5 separate regions of the Mus musculus genome follow, and regions 2, 3, 4 and 5 are each linked to region 1. The links are chromatin loops, found by intact Hi-C in ENCODE. Cell type or tissue: heart. All regions are shown on one strand. Each heading gives the region's core, and the rest is flanking DNA. Links, peaks and the distances in the headings are about the cores only.

Region 1 (5,834 bases), core at 379-5,378:
TTCTCCAGAGAACCGGAGTTCAATTCCCAGTACCCACAGGCCAGCTCACACCTATCTGTCACTCCAGTTCCAGTGGACTGGCACCCTCAGACAGACGTGCAGGCAGACCATCAACACAGGTAAGATTACCTGTTCAGCTTTCCTGGAAGTGCTTCTGGTTCTGTAAAGTAAAACCACCGGTCCTCCAGTCTGACTCTGAAAGTTCTGGGCTGACAGCTCTCAAAGGGTAAGCTCTGGGTGAAGATATAGGTCAAAGCACCTTCTATGTGAAAGGGCCTATCCTGGCTCCTGCCAAATGAACGAATAACTCCTTTAAATATTATTTACATCTTAGTTTAAATTAACTATACACACATAAATAATATACATCCATATACATTTATAATACATACAAATGTGTACATATATGTGTGTGTGTTTGTGTGTGTGTATATATATATACACGTATATATATATGTATATATATGAAGGCTTCCACTGGTAAACAAGTATTTTTGAAACTACATTAGAATCTTGGAAACAAAAAGTCTGGCTTTTGATTTTTTTTTTTAATACTTCATGCAAAAGACGAAAGGGGAGAAGGTTTAGGCCCATGGTCTTACTTACCTATACCCAGTGCACTTGTATCCTGGCACAGCCTCACAGCTAAAGGGACACACATCACTTAAAATGAACCCTCCCAGGGCTGCCATGGCAACTACTTGCCAACTGTTGTGCCACTCTCTCTGAGGCTTGTCAGCAGGCGTTCCACCTTGTCCTCTGCACAGTGTCACATGGACTTCTCCTGCCTTTGCAAGGACATCAGCACAGCTTAAGGGGGACAGACACCAGAAGTGTATCAGAGACAGAAACTACCAAGGGAATCAACAATATGCACATGGTGTAACTCTGAAATAATTAAAATTAATCTTATTTGCAGTGCTCTATGAAACCTATAGAACTCTATACCTATAGTGCTCTATAAACCTATAGCATATAAAAAGTCTACCAGTGCCCCCACAACAGCACTAGTCACCAGCTTGGCATTTGCATTGTTTTCCTGTATGCCACAGAAAGGCCAAAATCCGTAAAGCTCCTATATATAATTCACTATTTGCGTTGCTTCTTCCCATGAAAAGATTCCTTACTGCTCTCTGCCTATTCTATAGCTCAGGGCTGGGCTGAGCACTATCACCATGCACAAGGCTCTGGCTCTAATAATCACCATACACACTCATCTATACTTCAACTCCCACTTAAAATACTGCCTTTGCTAAAAGTTTCTCAACACCTATAGCCCAGTGGAGCCGAATACAGTTTGGAATACTGATGTTAAAGTACTATTTTAAATTCATAATCACTTTAAGCTGCTATTAATAGCCAGTTTATAGATTGGGGTGGGAGGAGAAGCAGGTAAGGGCTACACCTGACGACAGTTTTAACTGGTAAGCAGCGAGCTAGGATTTGAACCTAGGCCATGTGACTCTTAAATCCAATCTTGTCGTCATCAAGCTATACTGACTCTTACGATTTGCATTTTTTAAAACCTTTTTGAGGTGGGCTGAAAGATTCAGCAGTTAAGAGCACTAGCTGTTCAAAAGTTCAATTTTCAGTACCCATATGATGGCGACACCAATCAGTACTCTAGTCCCAGGGGAACCAATGTCCTCTAAGGAGGCACACAACTGTTGCACAGACATGCATGCCGACAAAACACCCATATCCATATTTAAAAACACACACACACACACACACACAATTTGGGTAATGGTGCTTGCCACCAAGCCTAGTAGCCAAAGTTCTATCTCCTGGATACACGATGGAAGGAGGACCCGCTTCTGTAAGTTGTTCTCTGACCGCCACACTCATACACACACTAATTTTTGAAAAATAAACTTGCCTTTTCCTTGTAATTTATACTTTAACATCTAGGGTTATACGTAAATCTTTAAGACAAGATTATGGTTTTCTCTGGGTTTTATCTTCTTTCCTCGTGTATTCTAGCAACTTATTTCCCCAACGACAAAGTTTGTGTGCAGTGATTTGGTTATGGGAACCTGGAAACATTTTCTATGCCAGGACTCGTCTTGCCTCACCTCTGGAAAAACTTGGCAAGCAGTTCCCTGTTCTTAGCTACTCCAGCTTTTCGTCCACAGTGCGGGAAGTTGAAATAAATTCGATCAAAATCCCTATCGTCGGCTGGCAAGGCATGTGACAGCTGGGTACAGTCCACACCAAAACGCACTTCGACACCTGGCAAGGTTTAAAGGCGTGAAATAGAGACCAAAAGACGTCTTAAGATCTGTAAACCTGGACAAACACCACCACTCAATGCATGGTTGGGTTGCCAACAATGCAGCCCAGCCCAGACCTGAGCACACACGCGCATCCGCCTGAGCGCCCCCAGGAGGCGCCCTCGAGTTCCCCGCGCGAGCCACACCCTTACGCTCCGGGCGGGCCCTCGGGGCGGGCTGGGACTTGCTACCTCGTTCGCGCAGGCGCTTTAGGTTCTCTAGCGCTACCGGATCTCCCTCCAGAGCCGCCCGGTGCTGGAAGCCGGTAGCGGTAACACTGACGCTGGGATCCAGGCCGTCGATCAGAGAAGCGGCGAAGGAGAAATTCCCCTCCCCGACCAACAGGAGGCGCCGGGGAAGCATGGTCTCCTCCGGCTTACCTGCCGGCGCTCTCCGGGGCGCACATTTCTTACGTCACTTCCTTCGCGTGGGCCTCGTCTCCCTCCCCTCCCCACTCCACCCGGCACTAAGTGATGACGCATCAACAGCTTGTTACCAGGATAAACATTTGGAGCTACTGCTCGGGAGCTTCGAGCGGGGAAGTAAAATGGAGCTCTTGGCCTTGCCCCTTCACCTTTGTGCGCCTCCAAAGGCTCGTTTTCTTTTCAGTACTCGGACGGCCCAACACGGACGGCCCTGAGCGTCTTCGCCATTCTTGCTTGAAGCATAACTGTCACTAACTGAGGGGTGAGACGAGTCCTGCGTATTCCAGAGGCTCAGGACGCTGTAACTGCACCATCTCCTGACATGGCTGTCTCCTGTTCTCTCAACCACTCAACATATCTCCAGGTGTTTATATATCCTATTTTCAAGAAGTAACATTGAACGCCTGTCTTGTTCCATAGCACTGTGAGAGCAACTAGGTGTATGGATGAACTGGAAGTGGCCTGCCTGCTGTCAGATGACAAATGCACACAGCAGAAGAGGCAACTCGAATAGAATGGGGTGTGTACCCACCGTGAGTGAAGGAATTCGGGATACTATGAATGAAGCATACACAAGGGGAAGCCCTACGAAGCTGGGGAAGGGAGACATAGATTCCCTGAAGTTAGCCTGAGCTGAAAGCTAGTTGGGGGAGGGGAGCTCGTTTTAGTTAGGTAAAAAGGATTAAAAAGGCAGAAGGAACAATGTTCATAAAATCATAGTTAAAAAAAAAAAAAAGTTATGTTTGACTGGTTGAACACAGTTGGCCGGGAGACGGACTAGCAGGTGACACTGTAGAGTTAAAAAGGAAGCCAGACCAAATTGAGTGTTTTAACCATTTAATAGCCTAGACCCTATTCTGAGAATATAGAAATATATTATAGAATATAGAAAGCCACTAAATGACAGCCAGCAGGAGGTCTCAAAATGTAAAATGAAAAACTTTGAATTCATTTGAGAAAAAATGAAGCTACTTTATTGATTTGGTAAGGGCTTTTTGTCCTTGACAATCCTGATCAGGTGACCTTCAGAAAAATCAACTTTCCTCCCAAAATCACGTTTGAAAAGACAATCTAGCACTCTAACATTGATCAGATGGGCGTGTCTATCTGGAAGTAGTTAGCTAAAAACTGAAAACCAGCCACCACAATAACCAAGTATAGCCAGCTGTGGTGGCACACACCTTTAGTCCCAGTACTTGGGAGGCAGAGGCAGGTAAATTTCTAAGTTCAAGGCCAGCCTGGTCTACAGAGTGAATTCCAGGACAGCCAGGGCTACACAGAGAGACCCTGTCTCGGAAAAAGGCCAAGTATTCCATTTCTCATTACTAATGAATGATTCCCATCTCAAGAACCCACCCTGGGCTGACCTAGCTAAAGAATACTCAAAAGACCATAAAAAAATGTAAGGATGCTCAAGAATTTGCAAAGAAATATGGGAGAAAGTGACCTATAGACTAAACTGCCATGAGTGGTCCCAGCAAGTTAGAGCACAGACCCCAAACTGTACTCAAAAAGGAGAACTCTCTGGGAAGCTGACTTGTACCACCACCTGTTGTTTGCGGCAGTTGCTAACTTTGTAGTTTTCTTAGTCAAAGGTAGTCTAGTTAACTTGTAAAATAGGACTTAAAAGTCCAGGTGTTCTAGACTGCAGAGATGGCTCAGTGGTTAAGAGCACTGACTCTTCTTCCAGAGGTCCTGAGTTCAATTCCCAGGAAGCAGATGGTGACTCACAACCTTCTGTAATGGGATCCAATGCCCTCCTTCTGATATGTCTGAAGACAGCTACACTGTAGTCATATACATAAAATAATCTTAAAAAGAAAAATCCAGGTGTTCTAAAAACAGCAACCACTATTTAAACTTTGAAGACAATATAATTTGTTTTCAAAAGCCACTTTCCTATGGAAAAAGGATTAGTCATGAATAAGATTGATGACAAGGAAACCTGATAAAAGGCTGCCTGCAGTACAAGGGACAAAAGAGACAGTGGTCTGAACTGGAAATTGTCAGTGAAGATGAAAAGTAGTGGACTGATTCAGAAATCAGCAGGACTTAGTGACTGACTGATCAAATGACCAAAAAAGAAAAAAAAAAAAAAAAAAAAAAAACACCAGCCCTATTTTTCTGTCCCTGATAACTGAGTGGATGTCTGTCCTTCTGGCTATGGCCAGTATCACCTCTAAACACTAGGCCTGTTGGGCTTTCTGGATCCACATACCCAAGTCATGCTGTTTGGTGACATCATGCATATACCTTCACAAAGGTAGATGATGTGAGGGCAGTCACCTACAATCCCATCCTTCACTGCTGTAGTATTGGGTTTCCCTGTGAAAAGGCAGTTGGGTTGTGTCTCTCAAACCATGGTCATCTGTCGATGGTGATCTTTGTTTGGAGAACTTGAAAGGTCAGGTTTGGAGACATCATTAACGAACATGGAACTGCCATATAGAAATCGCTTTTACTCTCTGAGATGTTCCAGCAAATCACTGTATTCACCATCAAGTTACACGTCGATAATACAGGTACCATCTTGCTCCTAAGTCCAAGGACCAGGCTTATTTAGTAACAAAAAGTTGGGGTTTTGATTGCTTGCCAACAATTTAAAATACAGATATTTACTATCTGCTGTGTGCAAAGAACTATTCATTGGGAGGGTAACTACTGATTGAGAGGATATATAAAACAATGAACAAAACACAGTGCCCGTCCTTTATAAGTATGGTGTTCAGTAGATAACATATTGCATGTTCTTGTACCTATGACATAAAGTTATAAATTTTCACAGAAATAAGATATATATTTAAGATGGAAATATATGTAAATGTTCACAGAAAGTGAAGAATGTCAGTAAAACTTCTGTGTGAGGCAAAAAGAGAGTTAACTTATTCGAGCTGACCTGAAAAAGTTTCATTGTTTATTGTGTTAATCTGGTTATTCAGTTTTTTACCTTTTATTCATTCTCTCAAGCAATACCCTTACATTTTGAACTCACTAAAGCATTCACCGAACTGCTCACACAATGTTGGGATGCTGAAATAGTTTCTGTCATTTCAAGGAATGTGGGACAGTGGCATTTGTATAGTCAGTCATCCAGTACTGCTGATTGACAGGAGAGAGCAGTGGGCACGTACACCTG
Region 2 (5,834 bases), core at 333-5,332, 150 kb after region 1:
AGACCATTTGCATGAGCAAAATCTCCCTGAAGACCAAGCTGAGAAACACAACAAAAAGCTGACTTTTAAAATAACCTTTTAGGAGTGATAGTAATTTTCATGCCACCTAATTTACTTGGGTATAGTGTACATGACGACATGGAAGAGATAGGCGATCATGACTTGAAGGCTGTCAAGTCATAGCACAGGCTGATTTCTAACTCTGCTCAGCAGGGAGGCATGGCCTAAAGATGCAGGTGCCTGTTCTAACATATACACAAAATCCCAATTCTATGCTGCCATTTCTATTTGTGTTAAAGCAGATCAGACTAGAAATAATATTAAATGTGCACAAAGCACACCAACCTGTTGGTAATTATTATTATTTCATGAATCATTATACTAATATTATTTACTATATCAATTTGTCATCAGATGAAATAATTTAATTAAAATATTTCTATCAAGTAAATTCTAGTCTTTGAATATGTTCAATATTCACATATAGCCGGTTGGTGGTGGCAGAACACTTTTAATTCCGGACTCTGGAGGCAGAGGTAGGCGGATCTCTGAGTTTAAGGCCAGCCTGGTCTACAGAGTGATTTCTAGTCAGAGCTATACAGAGAAACCCTGTCTGGAAAAAATAACAAAAATTCGCACAGGCTTTCTTTCCTTCTTTCTACCTGATGCCTCAGCGGAGTCTTCTGGTCTGCCAACACTTACAGGCACAGGACGAGTGGCTGACTGCGGAGCGGGAATCCTTTCCCATTGACATAGGTTGATAAAAAGTACTTTTTCGTTTGGTTTCTAGAAAGTGAATAATTTTGATGTTGCCAAATGAGATTTAATGACAATATCCTGAAAGCAAGTCCTCACTTTTTTCCCCAGGCCTTCCCACATGCTAGGCAATGCTCTATAACACAGCTGGACCTCCCACGACAGAGGGTCCTGTCACTCACTCAGTGATTATATTAAAACTGCTTGACATCCTGCAGAATTTCCAAGCAAATTATTTGACTTGAAGTTCTTTTCTTAAAGTTTTGGTTCATTCGTTCGTTTGCTTGTTCATTCATTCATTCACTCATTTTGCTATGCCAGGAATCAAATTCAACTCAGAGCCTCACATGCTAGGCAAGCATTCTACCACTGAGACACACTTTTTTGTTACTTGATCTCCCCAAAGCTTCTGGCTCTTCATTCTAAATCCAACTGCTGTTCTCTCCCAGAGGAACTGGACAGGAGAAGGAGCTGAAGTTAGCACTGCTCCACGTGTTCTGGACCTCACAGCACCACTTCATTATTTCACTAACAGTGAAATGGAAATGTCTCCAGGCCTGAGTCTTATTAAATCAGAACCAGGAAGCTTTTAATCCCAGCACTCAGGATGCAGAGGCAGGAGGATCTCAGAGTTCAAGGCCAGCCTGGTTTACATAGCATCAGACAGTCAGGACTACTTAAAGAGACTTGTCTCAACAAACATACATTCACTGCCTCTGGGCCAGTTTGATGGCTCAGTGGATCAGAGCACCTGGCTCCAGGCTGATGGCCTGAATTCTTTCCTCACCTCATCGAAGGCGAGAGCCTGCTCCCCAGTCATCCTCTGTCCTTGCACATGCACTCTCTTGAACCCACACACATATAAAATACATTTAAAAAACCTTAATTAATTATAGCACTATTTTCCACCTATCAGGACAATAAAGTTGCATTAGGGGATTTCTAAAATACCAAGTATGAATTTCTTATTTTTACTCCTTCAGTGAAATCTTCCATGTGGTTTCATTTTCTGTTCAGAGAGTTTTAGTAAACTTCTCTTGTGTTAAAGTAGCGCTAGAAAAGGCTACTGTATCCCCTGGCTAACCCAGAGTAGTTTTACTGAAGACCTCTCCTTCCTTGCATCAGTTCTACATACTAGGATCTTGGTCTGTATGCAGAGTTGAGGTTCTGGGTTGACACAGAGCTGTTTGCCATCTTTCAACTCCTGCTGAATGAAGTTCCGGTAGCGCTCGGGGTCATTTTCAGCCAAATCATCGAGCATATTCCAGAACTGGGAAATGTGGGTAAGAAGACCCTTTGAGGACACCGTCATGATGGTGATGAGACAGGCCTTTGGAACCTGCAGAGAGACAGGACTTGAGAAAAGGCATGTAAGGTATTTACTGCCCTGTTTCTTCTTTCAGGGAAGGAGGAAGGCTTTTGCAAGTGTGCTGCGGGTCTTAACTAAAAGATTGCACACCCATACTGCTTTATCTTGGCTTTCCTACAGTCTGTGAGTAGAACCACTTCCTAAATTCCTACGTTGTACCTGTACTTCCGTCTGGTCTTCATAAATACAGAGGGAACAGAAAGGACTTTTGTTCCAATAGTTGGATATTGGCTGACTTGGTGCCTTCCAGACCTGGAATTGTGAGGTAGGGGTGTGTGTGTGTGCGTGAAAGAAAGACGGGTAGAGAGACTGGGGTCGGGGGAGACAGATACATAGACAGACAGTATAGTAGTTAAAAGTAGGCGCACTGGAGCCAGTATGCTTACGTTCTTGCAAACTTCAGACATCTATGTTGCCTTGAGCAAGCAGTGTATATACTCAAAATAAAGATGAGGGGGCTGGAGAGATGGCTCAGCGGTTAGGAGCACTGACTGCTCTTTTAGAGGTCCTGAGTTCAAATCCCAGCAACCACATGGTAGCTCACAATTCTATAATGAGATCTGGCGCCTCTTCTGACATAGAGCTATATATGCAGAACACTGTATATAATAAATAAATGAATCTTTAAAAAAAAGATAAGGATTAAGAACACTAATATTTAAAGCTGGAACATTATGTGAGAGCAATAGTCAAAGATTCCGCCCTCCTTCAATCACCCTCCTTCTGCAAAAGAGAAAGTTCCCAATATTTTTAAAAAGAGGTTTAGAGTCTTCAAATTATATATTAAAGTTAGATTAAATCAACAACGAATACACACTTAATCCAAACGTGGGGGAAACGCGCACGTCTTCTCTCAGTTTGCCGACAAACTGCGACTCCGGTTACCATGGTAACCAGTCCCGGTACACCATCTAACTGGGTCCGGAGAGCGCAAAGTAGAGCTGTGTCTCTATATCCAGTTCCGGTTCTCTTCTCCGGGTCCGGACTGGCTCCTCCGCAGGCCGTCCCGCTTGTCTCTCGGGAGAGCGCCGCCTTCCTTCCTGCACCCGTCAGCTTCCACGGCGACCGGCGAGCCCGCTCTGTGGGAGTCTCCGGTGGGAGGGAAGCGTTTCTCCGGAGCACGACTTCCGGCCCGGAAGGAAGCCGCCACCTTTTCTCCCACCCCGCCACGCGAGGCTGCGGCGCACGGTATGGGTGTGTGTGTGTGTGTGTGTTTGTGTCGGGAGGGCGTTGCGAGGGAAGGCCGCCGAGAGCGCCGGGGCTGCGGCGGGGCAGGGAGCCCGCTGACAGACATGGGGGCGCTTTCCCCCACGTCCCCTTGGAAACCTCAAGCTCCCCCCGAGGCACTCTAGATACTTCCTGGGGCCCAACGGAAGGCCGTGCCCAAGCCCTGTGTCCCCATTCTGTCCCGGGAGTGAAAGCGAGCCGCCGGGCGCCGGCCCAGCCCAGCGAGAGCGGGGAATGCCCCGGTCCGCCCGCCCGCAGGCCGCTTTCCGCGCCTGCGCCTCCTCTGGCCTGGGTCCCCGAGAGCGAGCCGCCGGGCGGGCTCGGCTGGGGGAAGGCAGCCGTAGCCTGGGCCTCGGGTGAGGAGGGCACAGTAACCGGTGGGAAGGCTGCGTTTTCACGAAGGACTCGGGTGAAGCTGCAGAGCTGCCTTTCAGCCCTGACTCCTTGGCTTCCTGGGTCGGAGGAGATCTTGTAATGGAGTGGTTCTTCGTCTCACACTAACAGGATGCCTGATTTCCTCAGGATCGAGGGGTGAGTGAGCATCGGGACAGTGGCACCAAGCCCCTGCTAGCTACACATGTGAATATCGTTGTCTTCTGGGTTTTGGAAAGTTCCGTACAGTGTAGGAAACAAAATGTCCTGAGTAGAGATATTTAGGTCATCTAAAAACTTTTTTACAATTCAGTTTATTTTTTTACTGTTGACATACGTGGTGTTTGATGCCTTCAAATCTTCGTGTTTATATCTTTGCAAGCGAATTTTGGGGAGTTTTGAGATTTGATTTCTAGCCGGGACACTAACACACCCGTTGCCTGAGTCCATGCAGCCTGGGGGCAGGTTACGGCTTTAAGGAATTTGATTTTGAGGAGTTGGGGTAGAGTCCAAACTCGGGGATCCCCATAGGTTAAAAGGCCAACCGAAAATGTCTGGGGAATCATATTGTATCTGTATCGATCACGTACAGACCTTTCCCACTTTGGTCATTATTTTAATCTCCATCGTAACATTTACATAACATTTGCATAGTTTTAAGTATTATAATTAATCTAAATACCCTCACTCATCCTAACTGGAAGAGCATGTCTGTTGGCAGGTGGTGGCAGTAAGAAGATGAGTTAAGGGCTGGCCGAGGCCACTTAAGAACCTGACTAAAAAAACAGTCCTATTTTAAAATACACAGGAGCATAGTTTCTATACAAATATTATACTAGTCTAAAAGAGGAATGAGCGCCCTAGGATTGCTTTGTGTGTGCATGGATGTCACCGAGGGACTTTATCCAGGGTAGCTCTTAGGCTAGGCAAATGCTTTACCAGGCCATACTTGGATTTAGTACCTTTAGGGTCCTGGAACTGATCCGTCATGGATCTTGACTACTTGACAGAGAATCGTGAAGACTGAATAACATGGTGCTCATGGAAAACAAATTTTGAGCAGCTTTGTGCAATTTTAAAGACTAATGTACATCATCCCTTCATCCTTACATGCACCATAGTTGGGTATCATAATGGTGAAAGGAAAATTTTCCCTTCGATTTTCTAAGTTCAGTGATTTTTTTTTCTTTCTTCACTTCTTTGTTTCTTTATAATTTACTAAAAATAAATTTATTGCATATTATTGGTTCATTTCAGATTAAAGAATGTCCCGGGTTCCGTTGGGGAAAGTCCTCTTGAGGAATGTCATCCGGCACACAGATGCTCACAATAAGGTAGGCAGTACCGCCTAGTGACTGCCAGCATTTCCTGAGGGCACACAGTAAACCATGAATTATGTAGGGAGTTAACAAAGGTGCATAAGAAACAACCATAGTTTGAAAGTACTGTAACATGAAGATACTTACAAAATGCTTTAGTGTACCAAGGAAGGAATAAAGAAATCTGCCTTGGGAAAATTAGAATGATTTCACAGAGTGAATGGTCTTTGATATTTGAATTGGTACTTGATGTTGATGGATAAATGTTTACCAGGTGCATTGCTTGCTTTTGACTGAGAATCCTCTGTACAAATACAGAGCAACAGAGCAAGGGCTCGTGATGTACTTGAGTGATGATGTCTCCTGTATGCAAAGCCTCATTCCATCCTGCCCTCTATCAGTCATCACTTGGGGCAAGGCATTTTGCTTCTAGGAAGTCAGAGATAGGAACAGTGATAGAAGATAAGACGCAAGTGGCAAATTAGAGTTGTTTTCTTGACACTTAGGAGATAAACTTTCTCTTCTGAGCAATAAAGAAGACATCAGCTAGGAGTGGTGTCTTACATGTTTCATACCTGTAAGTGGTGTTTTACCCTTGAGGAGGTGAGGTGGTGTGACTGCCACATATGTCAGTTTAGACCGATGATTTGTCAGTGTGGTAGAAGATAGATGACGGAGAGGGGCACTGGGGAGGATGATGGGATGAGTGGTTTCGAGGAGCTTAGAGACAGAATCTAGGAGACTTTGTGAGGCAATGCTGTGATGAGAGTGGAGTCCAGCAGAACCGCCTT
Region 3 (5,834 bases), core at 277-5,276, 70 kb after region 1:
GGGTGTAGTTTTTATTTCTGAAATGGATTTACAACATACAATTCACCTTTAAGCACATCAATGTTCAGTGTAGTGCCTCCATAATTTTGTGTAAAGCCCGTCTCTATCCAGGTAGAGGGCATTTTGACCAGCCCTCAAAGAAACTCTACCATGAAGCAGTAGGTGTGCTTTTAATGAGACTCTTTAACCGTTGCTCTTTTGCTTGTGGCTGTGACTGTCTATGTCAGTACAGAATCAAAGGCAGTTTTGTTGTATAAAGGTCTATTGCTTCCTGCATGTCTGCTGGCCTTTGGCTGTCCTGAGCCTGAGTGTGCCTATGAATTAGAGTCTGAGTCTCCTAGGGGTGACTGCTTCCTTGCTCTAGGCAGGACTCAGATTGTAGCTGGAGCTGAGAGATCAGTGTGAGGGACCCACCAGACATAGGCTGTGTTGGGTCAATGGCAACAGTTCATAGATGTGTTAAAACAGAGTACCTTTCCCTGTTTTCCTCTTTCCTGATTTTGCCGTGTTCTGTGGTATAGAGCCAGCACTCTGCCTATTTCTTTACTGATTCCTCAAGAAAAGAAGAGCTTCTAGCAGGTTCTGCCATTTGCCCACTTCCATCACCACATACTGGCCCCGTGACCCCTAAAAAACAGGAATCCTGGCGATGTTGCAGGTTTGGGTGGAGTGTAGCTGTGAATATATGGTATAGACATCCTGTAGTGTCTCAGGACACCCTCCCCTGCTGCTTCTCAGGGATGGCAAAGCTCAATCCTCCTGTTGCTCCAGTAAACAGGCCAGCCTCTCACTGTATTCAAGCAGAACAATCCTTTAGTGTGTGTGTGTGTGTGGGGGGGGGGGTGTTGTTGATAGTGTGTTGGCGGGGGCGGGGGGGGGCAGCACAGGAACCGCTAGAGGGGAAGGAAGGTGGGAGCCGCAGACAGGCCGGGGTTCTGTAGGTTTGTTGGAGGTTGGGGGAGCTCTAGTCTCCATCCTGCCAGCATCTCCCAATCCTTGGAGAGCGGGGCTGAGTTCTCCAGGTTAGGTCAGTCTTGAAACCGCGCGTTTAAGGAGGGGGGGGGGGTGTCAGAGAGGAACAGCAACGTCTACGCTGCTGAGCTTCTCCGCACCAGGACTGTCAGATCCACGAGGTTTTGCACCGCGCCGCCCATCCCCCGCCGCTTCCCGAGCTCCCATCGCCCTCAGCCCCGCCAGGTCCGGACCGCGCCCCTGGCCTCAGCCTCAGCCAGCACCCTTACCTCTCTGCCCAGAGCTGTCGGCAGCGCTTGGGTCGAAGCCCAGCGCTGCCTGGCCGCGTGTGACAGCCTGGGAGGGGGAGGAGGGGGGGGGTGCAGGGAGGGATCGGGAGGCGGCGCCGAGCGGGAGCACCGCACACCGGACTCCACTCGACGCTCAGCGGGAGCTACCGGAGCCTCTTGCCCCGAGGGAGATAGGTTAAAGATGCGGCTGTCCGGGGGGATGCTCGGAGCCGCGCGACAGCAAGGACCGAGATGCCGCTGCCAGCGACCGGCCGCCGGCGATGGGAGGCGGCTTCCGCTGGGGCTCCGCTGCTGCGGTGTCTGAGCTACCGGGACAGTACGCTTCACCCTAAGGGAGCATCCCGGTCCCTTGGACCAGGACGCCTACCCCTGCCTTTCCTACTTTCTTCGGAGACCTGGGCGAACCGTTCCGCTGGCTGGCTGATCTCTGGAACCGTTCTTCGAGCCCCAGTGCGGGGGGGACATGCCAGAATTTAGGAGTGATGTGACGCTCAGCCTCCCACCTCACCCAGGGAAGCAGGCTTGCTGAAGCCAGAGCCAGGAGGGGACCATGGGAGGGACACAAGTCAAATGGTGAGCTGAAGCCACTTTGGCTCTTGAGGTGGGGAAATGAGGGGAAGCTGGGCCAGGACAGAGGGTCGTGGTTGGTCCCCGACAAGAGATGATTGGGGGCGCTATTTTGTGAGAACAGGCTGCTGGTGTGGGATTAGCGCTACAAAATAGAGTGATTTTAGGAATTTGAGCCGACTCCACACACAGATTCAGTCTGTGTGTCTGCTAATGGAAGCACTTAGAGGGGCGACTGGACCCTTTGATTTCGTCTATTACCCATTTAAAAAATTTATGTAAGTCTAATTTAGCAATATCTTTGTTGGGGTTTGCTGGTTTAACAAATTAATATTGGTGAGATAGTAGATCAAGAAATGTATATATAGTATATATTATAGTTCTCAGGGAGGATTATGATGGTAAATAGAAATTACTTGTTTGTCAAGTAGGACTTTTAAACGAGTTAGGGAGGAGTCCAGGTCTTACAATTAATTAGCATGAAGATTCCTTCCCCAGACCTGAGGCAGAAGATTAAAAGCTCCTTCCTTTTCTAGGATGGTGCTTCTGCTCTGACACACACCTCAGGGTTTTCCTCCCTCCGAGGTCCTTGATCTTGGCCATCTAGTTTCCTAGTCTTACCTCCGTGGCCTTACCCTGGCAGTCTCATTTCAAGAAAAAGAAATGTTGTTTTCCTTTGGCTGCTCCGCCACTCCCCCGGTGGGGTTGGGTATCCAGACGCCCGCCTCCTTCTGCCCTTATATGGGAGGCAACGCTCTTGGAGAGGAGAGGTGGAACTGAGCATGCGTCTGTGCTTTTAGGAAAACCGTTTCTCAGCATCCTAGATCCCCACTACGCCCTCCCTCCGGTTTGTCTCGCATATCCCTCCTGCGGTCCAGCCAGGTGCAGGCAGTGGGGCTTGTTAGCCTAGCACCTTGTCAGCTGAGGAAGAGGAGCAGCTGACAAAGGCTTTGTGCGCCTGGATTCCCAGTTTTGTAAGTGGTAAATGCTGGGGCCTAGGCACTCATAAATCTCTCTTTATCAAGGACACAGCCCCTTTACAGCTTTTTGGCTGTGAATTCATGTTAGCCTAGAGGTCAGATTGCCTAAATAGTGGAAATAGATAAGAGATTTACAGAAAACAGTCAACATTTCTGAACACTACTTGCTGACCACCCTTGCTGGTCTCACCGGTTTGATCTATGCACCTACAGATATTTAGATAAAGCCGCTTACTTTGATCTGCAATGATGTGAAGCTTTAAATTTTTTCTTAAATGTTTTAAGAAAGAAGAGAGCAGAGTACCAACCGGGACATCTCCACTAAAGCTGGTCAGCAGTGGAGACCGGCGAGACACTGGTCCACAAATGCTGAAGTCTGGCTCCTTCCACTGCACTTGTCTTTAGTTTTTCTCCGGTTTCTGGGAAGAGGAAATGTTAACTCCTGCTTGTGGTTGTGAGGATTAGCCTGTGTGCGAGACGTCAGGGGCACATTAAGGGGGTCAGTGAGTCTTAGACACTTGACTGTTGTCTGGGTGATGGATTCGGAAAGAATTCCTAAGAGGGGGGGCAGAGCCATAGACTCCACAGCCCCTGAGATTGTGTGAGAGCTGATGTTCTCATAGTGTAGTGTGAGGAGAAAGGGCTCCCCTGACCCCTGGATCCCTTAGATAATCAGCCTCATGTTCCCATCTTGTCTTGTCCATGGGAAGAGTTAAAACTGCTTCCCGGAAAAAGCTCAACAGTTCCTCCCAAAGGTACATCAGAAGAGGAAGTATTGAAAGGTGGTGTCTCAAGATGATTTGAAACTATGAAACTGAGGCAAAGATGATGATAATTCTTCAGTCAAAGCTAATCACGTGAGCTTCCTTCCATTCAGCTGCCACGAGCAGAGTTTTCTTCATTCACCCTGTGACCCCTCCTATTTTAAAGAAAGGGGTTGTTTTTATGCGTATGATTGTTTTGCCCACGTTCTACGCCTGTGCACCACATGTGTGCCTGGTGCCTGTGGAGGTCAGAAGAGGATGTCACATCCCCTGGAACTGGAGTCACAGATGGTTTTGAGCCACTGTGTTGGTGCTGGGACTTGAACCTGGGTCCTCTGCAAGAGCAGTAGGTGCTCTTGTGCAGTAAGCTGTCTCTCCAGCCTGCACTCTTCTGTTCTGGTTCACCTGTGGATGAATCCCTGCCCTCCCCCCATCCCGGCATTGCATCCACCCCAGCAGTCTCTGCCCCAAGTCCGTCTCCTGTAGTGACTAGTGACTCCTCCTGGGGTTAGCTTAGAGATGGTCTCTGGTTGCTTGTAAGAGACTCAGATTATTGGAAATATGATTTTGATCCAGCTCCAAAAGCTGATGGAACCCTCTGAATGTGGGCCTATGAAATGATAATGGCGGATACACAAAATTCTTAAAAGATGATTTATTGCCTATTCTGGTAGCTCTCATTTTAATCAAGTATGCTTAAAGGCAGCCTTATCATAGAAAAGGCTCCTTAGGGTGTAAGAGACATGGCTCAGTGGTAAAGAGTGCTTCTTGCTTTTCTAGAGGCCCCAGTGTCAGTTCCTAATACCCATCTAGAACGGCTCACAACTTCTGAAACTCCAGGTCCAGGGAACTCAACACCTTTCTGGTTTCTACAGGCACCTGTATTCACATGCACACCCCCCTAACACTGCACACACCCCACACATTGCACATATATACACATCCCACACCTGCCACCTGTATTCATGTGCACACACCCCACCCCGACACACAGACATACTCACATATATATAATTAAAAATAAAATCTTTAAATAACATGAAAAACAAAAATACTCCCAAGGACTAGTGTTTTTTTTTTCATTTATTCATTCAACATTTATTTCATTTGTTCTAATTGTGAGCTATGTATCCTGTTAGGCATGGTGTAAATTAGATACCTCTGAGATGAACTGTGAAAACTGTCTTCTATACCTGCTCATAATGATTGCTTCTCTTCTCTTTTGTTTGATCGCAGTCTGACTTCACCCAGTCCAATCCACAGTGCTAAGAGCGAATCCATTATAACCCAGGCAGAGGAAAAGGCCGATTTCGTGATCATTCCCTCTGAAGGAATAGAGAACAGAACAGGTACTGCCGGCCTGGGTTGTTTCAGGGGAGCCTGTTAAAGCCTGAAGTCTTTAGTGCTTCTGACTGCTAAGCTTCCTGGCCATGTCTGCCTTCACTGTCTGTGCATAGAGGGTCAGCTCTAGAGAGCTCTAATGCCTTTGAGCCAATTAATGTAGTTATCTTCTTACAGAATGTCAGTCCTGGTATTGGTCTGTCAGAAAAATCTCACACCAGCCTCGAGAAGCCCTCCCTTAGCTGACTGCCTGTGAATTAGATAAATGGCATTGGGGCAGTCAGAAGCTGTGTTCGGGTAAATAGTTATTATTCCCATTCTGTGAAGATAATTTTGGTGCTTTGCTGATTTAGGTTGGTGCCAGAAGTACATAGTTTGAACCAAAATGTCCATAAACATGCAACAGAGAACAGGGGTGCACATCTGTACTCTCAGTACTCAGGAGATGGAGACTGGTGGGTCACAAATTTGGGGCCATCTAAACTACCTAGTGAGTTCCAAGCCAACCTGGGCTACACTGTGAGACCCTGTCTCAAAGGCCCAAGAGTCACCCACAGAGTCAAACTCTTAAGGCTACGAAGAGAGAGGAGGGAGTGTTTATTGGATACTGCTGGGTCCTTTCTGCTTTACCTCTTCATCTTTACATTAAATTATTTATTTATTTATTTATTTTGAGACAGGATTTCTCTGTGTAACAGAGCCCTAGCTGTCCTGGACTCTTTGTATTGTAGACCAGGCTGGCCTCGAACTCACAGAGATCCACCTGCCTCTCCCTCCATAGAGCTGCGATTAAAGGCATGGGCCACCACAACCTGCCCTACATTAAAATCTTTACTCCTACAACTCAGATGGTCACTGTGCACTTCTTAGAAATACAGAAGCTCGCTCAAAGAGTTTACACCTTCTGTATTCCATAATGC
Region 4 (5,834 bases), core at 366-5,365, 160 kb after region 1:
TCCTATTTTGGCTTGTTAATCTCCATCCTCTTTTGTTAATAGGGAATCTGGTATTTTATTAAGGTTTCTTGAAAAAATTATTTTTTTCAATTAATCACTTAGGGTAGAATACCTATACAGCAAATTAAAGAACCCAGAAAGCTGAACTCAGTAATGACCTGGGCACACCAATTGCAATGTTGGATTTGATGGAATCAAGAGTCCAGGATGGAGGAGGAAGACTGAAGTAGTGCTAAATAGAATGGTTTGACAAGGAGACCGTGCTATTCATACAGGAGGCATGCTGCCTTCAGCTTTGGTGCTTTGGTTCTTCTGCAGTTGGGCCCTATAGGCATCCAGTTTACTGAGCGAGGAAATAGTTAAAAGAACAAACCTTTTCCCTTCATGGTAATCTCTACAGATGACTGCTAAGGAACCTAGGGTTTTCAGCCTAATCTCCCTGCTGGCCAGGGTCTACAGCTACATTTAGCATAACCCAAACATAACAGTAACTGGATAGTAAATGTTTTTCTAGTTCCATTGCTGTATACTGCCTAAATGGGCTTGTATTTGAAATTGTTTGGTTGTCCTATCTATCAAATGGAAAGAATTAGGAAGTAGTTATGTTGCCATGATGCTTTCAAAGAGATTCAGGGCATCAGCCATCTAAATGTCTGTTTTTTAAAAAAATTTTATTATTATTATTATTATTATTATTATTTTTGCTGAGTTGGGGATTGAACCGAAGGCCTTGCATATACTAGGCAAGTGCTCTACCATTGAGCCATACCCCCAGTCCTGTTGTTTTCCTTGTTCATTTCTAATTCTATTAATGGATTTTAGATTTTCCCTGAAACCAGTTGAATCAATTCCAAAATGAAACACACTTCTCAGGGACATACCCACTTCCCAGTCTGACTTTGTGTTTTGATTATCAAGAACATATTATTTCCCCCTGCTATATACTGTGATCCTGATATTAAAAGAAACCAAAATACCACTGGAAAGTGGCTGGTAGAACAGTTGGCTTTTCATTAAGAGGAAAGATAAAGTGACATTTATCAGGGTTTTTGTTTTTGAGGTTGTCACTTTGGTACTGAGCGAATGCATGAAAACTCAAGACTGTGGGCCATGGTTCTGCCACTAATTGATTGAGTTCTAGAGCAGGTTAACCTCCCTGGCCTTACTCTTTGCATGTGTAATACAAAGATACTTCATGGTTAGCATGACATACACCAGCAATAGAATATGATAATGCTGACATCCCATGAAGTGGCATTTTATAGTAATAACTAAATTTGTGCTCTTTATGGAACATATTTCTAATAAAATGCTTGTTCTTAAAATATATGGTTGGCCAGATGTGCCCTATCCCTTGATTATGAGCAGGTGCCGCCTTTTGGGGTACTGAAACACTAATGATTTTAGTACTCAAATGCCAATATTCCATGAGCCTTTTGGGGTACTGAAACACTAATGATTTTAGTACTCAAATGCCAATATTCCATGATATATTCTTTTCCTTGGGTCTAGTGGAGGGAGAGTCTAGTTACTACCTCATAACCTTCTAGAAGCAAGTGATATCTTTGTTGGAAGTAGTTTTGGGCATGCATTCTTAATGCAGTTTTGTGCTACAAATGTACTGATTCTAAGCACAGACTCGGGAAGATTGTCCTGCAGAATAAGGCACTTCCAAGTTTGAGTTTTGACCTTACCTTCCTCCCATACAACAGACATATCTTTTCTCCAGGGAAAGCACATTTTGCCTGATTTAACACCCCTGCCCCACCACCCCGCACTGTTCTATCTTTTCTTGGTCACATAAGCAATAAAATTGTTTCTGTTCTAATCCATGCCTTAGGCTAAGGCTTTGATGGTTCCTCTAATCCCCTTAACAGTGGTTTAGGACTACTTTTGAAAACCTGTCTCTCCCATTTCCACGATCAGCTCTGGAACATGTATTAGTGTTCCTGAGAGATGATTATGTTGAATCCTAAATTGGGATTTAGAAGAACAAGAATTGGAGACTTCACATTTATTAACTGGTGTGATACAAGTTGGAATTACTGAATTCCCATAAATAAAATTTCACTTTTGAACATTTGCTCTGTTACTTTTTAACACCAACAGACTTTGTAACTGCCTGACGCTAACCTGACAGGTTGGCAGGTCTTTCACCACTGGCCATTCAATCTGCTTGGTAACAAGTCTTTTGGTCTTCTGTCATTCTAAGGTATGGCCTACTGCCCTCCTTTCTGTACGATCTGGGCAAACCGACCGGTGATGGCAAGAGTAGTGTCAATGAAGCGATCCACACAGCTAGAGAGGCAGTTTTCAGTGCGGGAGTCTAGCCGACTTCCTGGCTTCTCCACACACTTATCCCAACATAGTTCCATGAAGTGATGCACCTAAGGGCAGAGAAAAACCTTTTTTAGTCATTAGGGTATGAGATATCTTAGTTCATCATTCTGTGATATTTAATAGCATATTGTAGGATCACTTCAGGACTACTCTTTCTTTACTTTGTCACCAGTAACAGCCCCAGATCAGTAAATTCTCATTAGAACTCATTCTTTTGCAGAGAGATGATGGGGCAGGTCTTTAATCCCAGCACTTGGGAGTCAGAGGCAGGTGGATCTCAGAGTTAAGGCCAGCCTGGTCTACAGAGGGAGTTGCAAGACAGCCAGGCTAACAGAGAAACCCTGTCTTCAAACCAACGATTCATACTTTCACAATTCTCAAAGCAACTAGCAGTACTATTAAATCAGAGGAAGTCAGGACATTAACCTGTCGGTTCTTGATAGCTATCAGTACTTCCAAGGTTATCTTGATTGAACGGTTAAAACCCTAGTAGGAAATACGCTGTCCCACACCAAATGAGTCAACACTGATAGCTGCAGGGCTCATCTTTCTCTAATAATGATCACCATTTACAAATACATCATCACATTATCCAATGCAGAGGCAGCGGGCAACAACGAACCCAGATCTCATGGTGAGGACGGGTGTCTTGTCTCCAGGCACCTGTGCTCCAAGGTCGGAACCCAGAGATTCCGAGTGCCATTCCCGACCAGCGACCAGCTAATAACCGCATGCTCCTGTGGCCCAAACCTTTCCGCTGTTTTCGAACCCTTTCCTCCCACGCAGCGCTTGCCTCCCGGGCACTGAGCACTGTAGATCACTGGGGCGGGAGGCGCAGCCCGGATCGAGTGGGGCCGCTGTGCCGCAGTGTCCAGAGCTCCGTGAGTGCCCGGGATCTGCGCCTCACCCTCCTTCCCCTGTTCCTTCCTCATCCTCGTACCTGCGCAGTGAATTGCGCCTTCTGCTGTTCGGCGGCCACCAGGCGTTGTAACTCCGCTTCGTCCGCTTCACCAAGCTCGGCCATTGTCGGAGTCAGGCGCTTCGCTGGGGTGCGCACGCGCGGTGGCAGCGCACCGTCTCCTGCCTTCCGGTTCACGCTTCAGGTTGCCTCACCGTTCTTTTACGCGGGGCGGGACTTACTACATAACTGTTTCCGGGTTGTAGAGTGACCTTGAGCCCTCGAAAGCGACATGGCGGTTCTCTTAAAGCTGGGCGTTCTCTGCAGTGGCCAAGGAGCTCGAGGTGAGGTGTCTTGGCCATCAAAGGTTCTTGCTGCAGGCTGAAGCAGGGGAGAGGAAGGAGTTAGAGCTCGCCCGCTGGGTGGTGGGACGTCTTGAGAGGAGGGAACTTGCTCTTGTGCCCTCGAGGCACCACCTATGCGGACGCAACGTTGACCGCTATAGCCTAAAGGCCCAAGTGTTTACGTGCTGGCTGGTGTCCCCAGCTCGTACTTTCCGCTTCTGCACTGTGGTTGTGACCCCGGGCTAATATGAAAACAAACTCCTATTTGAGTGTGGATGGAAGGAGTCCGTTTGATAATTTGTTCTGAGTGGCTTGCTGTGTAGTGCTGTCTTCCTCGATCTAGCCATGTAGACAAGACTAACCTAGAGCTTGCCGGGAGCCCCGTGACTGCTCCCGAGGGCTGCCATAAAAACCGTGCACCCTCACTCAGGGCTTCGATAATCATTTTAACCAGGCATTTTACCTATACCAGGCGCCTAAGAGGCTAGTATATAAACACGAATTAAACAGTTTCAACCCTCGAAGAACTTCTTGTGTGGGGGCTACAGGCAAAGTAAAGCAAAACCTGTTGTGTTATGTAGACATTATTGAGTGCAGAGAACGTTTGGGGTACTTGCTTTGAAAGGACTAACCTGCCTTGGCTCTGCAGGGAATTACATCCTATAGTAACCGAGAGCAGCAAAAACCAAAGTGAGGGGCTATAAAGATGCACAGGGTGCGATAAAATGGAACAAATACAGTAATATCTGTGAAAGTCAAAGTGTAATCTAGAAAGGCAAAATGGAACTAAGCCACAGGACTTACTTTATTCTCTTTTGAAAATACAGTCTCTCTGTTGCCCAGGTTGGGAGTAAGATCGAAAGGTTTGATAGGTTTACAATCTTGGTTTATTTTTGCTGTTACTGTTGTTGCTTAGGCTGCCCTGGAACTTGTCCTGTCTCAGCCTCCAGAGTAGCTGGGGTGCACCACCTGCCCTCACAATCTTTCCCTTTTGAGCCCAGCATCTCATGCTTGCTGAGCGTGTGCCCTGTTGCCAGACTATACAAGCCTCAGCCTCAGCCTAGACTTAGGTTAGTAACAGTGTAGTAGATGGATGACCTTGGTGGAGATAGAGGAGGTTCCGACCCAAGTCATGGAGATGAGATAGATGAGATAAGCACGCTGCGGCAGCCAGGCAGGTGAAGTCCTGAGCTTGGAAGGGAAAGGGAGAAGAAGGCAGTCTCAGGAAGTGTTAAGGAGCTGTGTCAGTAGGATTTGGTGATTTATAGAGGGAACTACCTGGCTGGCTATTGGTTATTACTTGAATTAGCTGCGTGGAGTTATTCGATCATGACTAGTTGGAACAGACATGAGGTGTATGAAAAACAGTTCCACAGCTGAACAGTTGGGAAGTGGCAGATGGCTTAGGCCACACTTAACAGAAGCAAGACTAGAACGAGCTCAGGCCTGCTTTCACAGGCTGGTGATTCTAGTGCTTGGTGCTGGAAATGGGAGGGTCAAAAGGTTCAAGGTCATGGGGCAAGGGACAAAGAGCAAGGCAACTCTCTGAGTTAGAAGCTAGCCTGGTCTGCATAGAGAGTTCCAGGCCAGCCAGAGCAAACAGTGAAACCCTATAACCACCTTCCACCCCTCCAACTCTACCATGCATGCCTTCAAAATAAATAAATAAATAAATAAAGACAGGAGAGAAAATATTAAATTATCTATTTGTGTATGTATGCAGTTAGCATTCTGGGAGCTCATTAAACCTTTGTTTACTTTGTCTAGTTTTTAGCAGTGTTAGGAAGTAAATGCAGTTGTTGACTGTGTTGGCTAGTTTTTGCCTACTTGATGCAACTTAGTCAGTTGGAAAGAGGGAACTTAACTGAAGAATCGCTTCCAGTGGATTAGCCCTTGGCCATGTCTGTGAGTGAGTTTCTTGACTGATGTGGAAGGGCCCAGGCCCCTGTGGGTAGCACTATCTATTGTAGACAGTTGTGCCCGGGCTGAATAATAAGGCTAGTGAGCGTGAGCCATGGAGCAGGCCAGTAAGCACCGCTCCCCTGTGGTTTCCACTTCAGTTTCTACTTGATTGCTTGCCCTGGTTTCCCTCAACGCTGGACAGTGAGCTAGAATCGGAAGCTGAAGTAAACACTTTGTTCCCCTAAGTTGATTTTGGTCATGGTATTTACATAGTAACAGAAAGCAAACTAGAACACTTTTCTACAGCTATTTAAATTAGCTGCTTATCATCCCATGGCTAATCTCTGATG
Region 5 (5,834 bases), core at 296-5,295, 110 kb after region 1:
TTTTAGCTCCGAGTGTTTTCTTTCATTTGGTTTCTGAATATGTATTTCCAGCTTTATGTTTGAGACAGGGTCTTACCATGTAGACCTAGCTGGCCTGGAACTCAACAGAGATCCATCTGCCTCTGCCTTTCAAGGGCTAAGAATTTTAAGATTTTTTTTTTTTTAAGATAGAGTACATGTAGGTAGCCCAGGCTAGCCCCAAAGTGGCCATCTGGTGCTTGAACAACAGAACAACAGTCATGTACACCATACTGGCTATCAGTTGTAACTTTTTGTCCTCCCAATTTCTTCTTGTGTTCTTGGTATTCTCTGACCATCTGTACACTGAGGAATTGGTAGACATTCAGAGCACGCTTCCTCCTAATTTAATGTCACTTTCAGTTCAGGAATGATAAGGCTAATTACATAACCCATCCAATGGATACATATTGCATAAATGTTGCACATAAATCATTACTCAATAACTGAAAGTCAAGCACTCAGCAGGATTACTGCTATACTAATTCAGAAGACAAGGAGAAACAGCACATAAGATCTTCATCTGCCTCACACATTAGTAAGTTTTGTTTTTTTTTTAATCTGATGTGTGTACCGCATCAGAAGGTCTGTTCGTGACTGCACAGCATACAAAGGTGACGTCACCAAGTGTTGATGCTGCTCAGTGACACTAGGATAGAAAATGAGGGAAAATATACAATATTTATCTGAGACCGAGTTAATTTGCTTAATTAAGTTGCATCCATTTTGTGAATGACAAACCCCATTATTTGTGACTGAAAAAAAATTACATTGTGTCTATACCCATTTTCAATAGACATTCTTTTAGGATGGACACATAGTTTAGTCCTATAAATGAGATACCCGTGTGAACTGTGCTGTCAGTCTAAAAAAAAATCGCTTAAATAGTTACTACAATACATAGAGTTGATTTATAGTTGTCAATATTGAGGATGCTGCTTCAGATAAATATGTACCATATGAGCTGGCAAGATAGCTCAGTGTTGGTCTGGAGAGATGGAGTTGGTTAGCATATACACAGAAAATAATGTCATAATTTAATATATATATATATATATATATATATATATATATATATATATATATATTATATATATACATAGAATAGGAAAATCTAGGGAGACATTTACTGGAAAATTTAGTCCTAATCTCAAACCAAAATTCACTGATTGATTTTCTATGAAATTCAAATCAGCCACGGCAATTTTAAAATCCAAATACTCATAACAATTCAACCTAAAGATTATACTACTATAATGTTTATATAGAAGGGATAACTGTGGGAAATGTCTTTCTGCAATTAAATCATTATGCTCACGTGAGAGCAGAACACTTTGTACAGTAAAACCAGTGCGAATCACACCATACACGGGGAATCTGTGCCAAGGTGTTTCAGGCAGTGTTGGCTGGCCTCGTGTGACACCGAGGGCATGGCAGTACAAAGGGCACGGGTGTCCTCACAGCCACAGCTGCAGCGACGCGGTAGGATTCAGTGTAGGCAGCAGTAGTGAGAAACAACCTAGGTTGGCGCGGCTGGGTTCGGCAGCTTTTCACTGTTGCCATTTTTTTTCTTTTGACCCCACATTGTTACTCCATAGTTTAAGAAAGGTTTCTGTTGTTGTTTTCCTATTGAATTCACAGAACTGCGGGACAGCACGACAACGACTTTCGCAAAGTTGTATCTTAAACCTTTCTTTAAAAAAAAAAAAAAAAAGAATCTCAGTATGTAGCCCAAGCTGGCCTGGCAATGAACAGCATTAAACCAGGCTGTCCTGGAATCTAGGGTTCCACCTGCCTCTGTCTCCGTAATGCTATAATTAAAGGAATGTGTGTGTGTTAAAATATTTTCGCTATTTAAGAGGATACGGTGGAAATCTGGGGGTAATAAAACTGCTTTTTACAAACAAGTATCTTTATAGAGGAAATATAATTAGTCTTCTGTGACTAACTGGAAATGTGAAAATGTACCTTTCTCTTGGCTGCCCTTCACATCATTTGGCTGAAAACCCTGCTGCTCCCGTTTCCGGTGGGTTAGGGACCTAGGACAGCCTGCACGGGGCGGGCTCTGCAGCCAAGGGTCACCCCCTGATCCCCCGTCACTCGAGGGCCTTTCCTTTCTCCAACTTTCCAAGGTGCGCCCGCACCCATCGACCTAAAGCTTTGCATTACTGTCAGCCCGGGCTCTTTTCCCCAGCTTTTTCTTAAAGCAAAGGCGGTCGTTCCCTTTGGCACCGCCTCCCTGCCCTCAGGCTGCAGCCGGTCCGACTCTCGGGTCCCTTAGAGCGGCCCTGGTCCGTACTTCCCATCCTCTGCGACACCTCTCCTAGGGCCTTTCCCGTTTCTCCCAAACGTGCACCGCCCCCGCACTGCCTCGCAGCGCCTTCGTCACCGCAGATCCTAAGCGGCAGCCTCCCGTCCCTCTCGGGTGTCTCCGACGCGTCCCCCCCGCAGAGGGGCACGGAAACCCTACGTTCCGGTCGCCCGTCCAAGCAGCCGCTTTTACGACACTGCGCGACCGCAGTGCGCGGCTGACGGCAGAGCCGCGCTGCTCTTGGAGAGGTCACTCCGGAGACGGCGGAGCCTTTGGGGCGTGGGGGTCGGTGGCAGTAATGTGGCGCGTCTGTGCGCGGAGGGCGCGGAGTGCTGTGCCCAGGGATGGGTTCAGGGCTCGGTGGGCGGCCTTGAAGGAAGGCCCCGGGGCCCCATGCGGGAGCCCGCGGATTGGCCCCGCTGCGGTCCGTTGCGGTAGTGGGATCCCCCGCTATGGGGTCCGCTCCTTGTGCGGCTGGAGCTCCGGCTCCGGCACTGTCCCGCGTAACCGCTTGCTGCGACAACTCCTGGGGTCGCCCAGCCGCCGCTCTTACAGCCTCCCTCCGCATCAGAAGGTGAGTGACCCACCCTGGAGCCTGTTGTCCTTCAGAGCCCGCTCCTTGGCGTGGGGAATCCTCCTTGAGAGGCCTCCGACAGCCAGCTCCCTCCCAGATCTATTACGGTCCCTCGCCCAAGACCTTCCCAGTGGGCATCTTTTCTATTGAAAGAGGTCTAAGCCTGCGGCTATGGGCAAAAGGTCTGAGAAGTCTCACGTGCTTTCTCAGATCCACTAGACTGACTGGAGGATCAACCTGCCTCTGAAAGTCATGAATTTCTGGAGTGCTAGATCTCCCTTTGTATCTCCAGTGAACAGTTTGAAATGTGACTCAGTAAATACTCTGCATGAACTTGGGTGGAATGAAAGCACGCCGAGGGCTAAGTATGCCTGTTTAAATGTATGCTTCTTTTTCTGCAGGTTCCATTACCTTCCCTTTCCCCTACAATGCAGGCAGGCACCATAGCCCGCTGGGAAAAAAAAGAAGGGGAAAAAATCAGTGAGGGTGATCTAATTGCAGAGGTAAGTCTTAAAACACGCAGATTTTACCTAAGGGAGTGGCTTTGCTGAATAGACTAAAGCTTAGCCTTCTGGTAGGTAGTTTCCTCTTTCTCTTTAAGAAGCAGCTCCCCTCCCACCTCCCCATTTATTAGAGATGATTGGTTAGCTACGTTGTCAGCAGCTAGCTAAATTGTTTTTGAGATCACGGTGTAACTCTGGCTGGCCTGCAATGCTCAGAGATATCCCCCCCCACCCCCAATGTTACAATGTTAGCAATGCCTAGCTTCTACCCAAAATGTTTTTAAACCGTTCTTTCAAGTCTGTGGTAGTGGGTTTTATCTTCGTATGGATTTCTAGACACATTCCAGTTAACTGCCTCTTGGCAGTACAAACCTAAGCCAGTGCTTTTGTGCTAACAGGTTGAAACTGATAAAGCCACTGTTGGGTTTGAGAGCCTGGAGGAGTGCTATATGGCCAAGATCCTTGTTCCTGAAGGGACCAGAGATGTTCCAGTTGGGTCCATCATCTGTATCACAGTTGAAAAGTGAGTAAAAACAAAAAGAAAAAAAAATCTTTGTAATTTGTGAACATTTGTTGCTTTTAAAGCATTTCAACTCAGATTGGAAGTTAAAGACATGTGAGGACTCGCTGGGAGGTTAGGGATTGGATTTGCTTTATAAATTCTATATTTATGTATTCTTTTTCTTCAGGCCTCAGGATATTGAGGCCTTTAAAAATTATACATTGGATTTGGCGGCGGCAGCTGCCCCACAGGCAGCCCCAGCTGCAGCCCCAGCTCCAGCTGCTGCCCCAGCGGCACCTTCTGCAAGCGCTCCCGGTAGCTCCTATCCTACTCATATGCAGGTAAGACTCAGCCTCTGAGTGCCGGCTCCTGGTGACTTGTTATTAATTATTTTATTGTCATTTTTCTCTATGGGTGGCTATTGTACTCTGAAAACGTGTCATTAACTATAAGTGCCTGTCATTCAGCCGTATTGAGAGATTTTAGCTGTGAAAATTATTCTTGTTGTTTCTAAGTGTGTGAGCCTGGACAGTTTCTTTAACCTTTCTCGGCTTTAGCCCAGGATACAGGATAATGCTTGGCTTTTCTCTTTCACAAACGATGTGAAAGGTTTCGGAAATGACTTTTTCCCCTATGCAAGTAGAATTTAAGTAGAGAACAGGTGCTATTTGCTGAATGAAAGTCCCCAGATGAAGTTTTCCTTTGGTTTAGAGTGGGCTACTTCTAAGCATAGATGAAGTATTCCAGTAATAGTCATTAGTGAAAAAATAACAATAAAGAATAAGTATGATGGTGATGGAGAGCTGGCTCAGTGGTAAGAGCACTGACTGCTCTTGTAGAGGTCTCAGGTTTGATTCCCTGCAACCACGTGGCAGCTCACCACTGTCTGTAAGTCCAGTTCCAGGGGACCCAGCACCCTCACAAAGACATGCATACAGGGAAAACACCAACGCATATAAAATATAAATAAATCATTTAAAAAGAATGAGCAGTATGGAATAAGTCTACAGGATAACATTCTAACAGTGCTGTTGGCCATAAATGTGATTACCACCAACCTAGATCAGCTCTAGGAAACCATCTTGTGCTTTTTCTTCCTAAACACAATCTAATTACAGCTTCCCACCCCAGGTCCTCCCTGCTTCCCTACCTACCCATGCCCTTTCCTTCTTCTTATTAGACATCTAAAAAAAAAACAAAAAACAAAACTAGAATAGGGCCAAACAAACAGGGGAAAAAGAGCCAAAGAAAATCATACCCAGACGCCAAAAGCCTGTGCACTTAATCACAGTATTAGATCTTAGAGTTTTCCTTTGTTTATCTTTCTGTGGTCTTGATGTTGGAAGTAAGTAAAATCTAAAGGATTAAGATTTGGCCTTTCCTTAACTTTATAAGAAGTTTTCTGGGTGAGTCAGTTTCTTCTCTGGAAATCACGTTCCAAGTCTATTGGTAACAATTCCTTATGATGAAATTTTTCCTGGTCTTTAGCTTTCATGATGATTTCTTTCAGTTCAGCAACCTTATTTTGTTACATAAGACCTCTTTTCTCCATTTTATCCTGCTCTGTGTTTAAGTGTTAGAATTGGGTCCTAAGAATCCTTTGAGATGGTAAAGATAAATAAATGAGTGTATTTCTCTTTCTACTGCCCCCCCCCATGCACACTCAAACATACACATTCATACTTTACTGGTGATTGTGCAACAAAGAAAAGAAATTCTGAACAAGAAATAATTTTTAAAGAGTTTCTAAGTCTTGCAGACATGGTGGCACACACCTTTAATCCCAGCACTCTGGAAGCAGGGGCATGCAGGTCTCTGAGTTAGAGGCCAGCTCAGTCTACAAATTGAGTTCCAGGATAGCCAGGGCTGTTATACAGAGAAAACCTGTCCAAAATAAAGATATTTGTTTTTACATGCATTTAGTGT

The links. Hi-C counts contacts between places; a loop is a spot of excess contacts. Peaks named below come from ENCODE experiments on the same cell type or tissue, not always from the same donor. Only the 100,000 strongest peaks of a DNase experiment are listed, where the experiment ranks them.
Region 2: it touches region 1 in a loop (3-fold over the local background); 7 of 42 quality-filtered maps call a loop at or near these places.
Region 3: it touches region 1 in a loop (4-fold over the local background); 15 of 42 quality-filtered maps call a loop at or near these places.
Region 4: it touches region 1 in a loop (4-fold over the local background); 7 of 42 quality-filtered maps call a loop at or near these places.
Region 5: it touches region 1 in a loop (11-fold over the local background); 5 of 42 quality-filtered maps call a loop at or near these places.

Annotation. Positions count from the first base shown.
Region 1 is chr9:50,765,086-50,770,919 of GRCm38, reverse strand. It overlaps 1110032A03Rik (RIKEN cDNA 1110032A03 gene), which reads left to right and starts at 2,736. Exons shown (of 4, transcript NM_023483.4): 1 at 2,736-3,062. The coding sequence starts at 3,021. It overlaps Fdxacb1 (ferredoxin-fold anticodon binding domain containing 1), which reads right to left and starts at 2,682. Exons shown (of 5, transcript NM_198675.2): 1 at 2,465-2,682; 2 at 2,076-2,232; 3 at 607-810; 4 at 130-288. The coding sequence starts at 2,636. In heart, for the core only: a CTCF peak has its summit at 2,477; DNase peaks (open chromatin) are centred at 709 and 2,549; H3K4me3 peaks cover 1,945 bases; H3K27ac peaks cover 1,885 bases.
Region 2 is chr9:50,614,707-50,620,540 of GRCm38, reverse strand. It overlaps Nkapd1 (NKAP domain containing 1), which reads left to right and starts at 3,077. Exons shown (of 6, transcript NM_212449.2): 1 at 3,077-3,313; 2 at 4,982-5,058. The coding sequence starts at 4,990. It overlaps Pih1d2 (PIH1 domain containing 2), which reads right to left and starts at 3,220. Exons shown (of 6, transcript NM_028300.2): 1 at 2,943-3,220; 2 at 1,892-2,095; 3 at 663-786. The coding sequence starts at 2,068. In heart, for the core only: a CTCF peak has its summit at 3,157; a DNase peak (open chromatin) is centred at 3,180; H3K4me3 peaks cover 2,089 bases; H3K27ac peaks cover 1,011 bases.
Region 3 is chr9:50,694,559-50,700,392 of GRCm38, reverse strand. Dixdc1 (DIX domain containing 1) reads left to right here. Exons shown (of 20, transcript NM_001374656.1): 6 at 4,810-4,922. Gm39337 (a long non-coding RNA gene) reads right to left here and starts at 3,163. Exons shown (of 3, transcript XR_003948161.1): 1 at 3,118-3,163. Gm51674 (a long non-coding RNA gene) reads right to left here and starts at 2,522. Exons shown (of 2, transcript XR_003948160.1): 1 at 2,451-2,522. In heart, for the core only: no CTCF peak of the experiment used is centred there; DNase peaks (open chromatin) are centred at 1,292, 1,692 and 2,562; H3K4me3 peaks cover 2,368 bases; H3K27ac peaks cover 1,423 bases; H3K27me3 peaks cover 1,073 bases.
Region 4 is chr9:50,601,486-50,607,319 of GRCm38, reverse strand. Sdhd (succinate dehydrogenase complex, subunit D, integral membrane protein) reads left to right here and starts at 3,471. Exons shown (of 4, transcript NM_025848.3): 1 at 3,471-3,582. The coding sequence starts at 3,531. It overlaps Timm8b (translocase of inner mitochondrial membrane 8B), which reads right to left and starts at 3,419. Exons shown (of 2, transcript NM_013897.2): 1 at 3,281-3,419; 2 at 2,000-2,387. The coding sequence starts at 3,364. The coding sequence ends at 2,220. It overlaps Nkapd1 (NKAP domain containing 1), which reads left to right. Exons shown (of 6, transcript NM_212449.2): 6 at 1-2,080. In heart, for the core only: a CTCF peak has its summit at 3,308 (motif pointing left); a DNase peak (open chromatin) is centred at 3,509; H3K4me3 peaks cover 3,251 bases; H3K27ac peaks cover 2,471 bases.
Region 5 is chr9:50,656,260-50,662,093 of GRCm38, reverse strand. Dlat (dihydrolipoamide S-acetyltransferase (E2 component of pyruvate dehydrogenase complex)) reads left to right here and starts at 2,314. Exons shown (of 14, transcript NM_145614.4): 1 at 2,314-2,903; 2 at 3,305-3,406; 3 at 3,805-3,929; 4 at 4,096-4,249. The coding sequence starts at 2,628. In heart, for the core only: no CTCF peak of the experiment used is centred there; DNase peaks (open chromatin) are centred at 1,483 and 2,473; H3K4me3 peaks cover 3,100 bases; H3K27ac peaks cover 2,279 bases.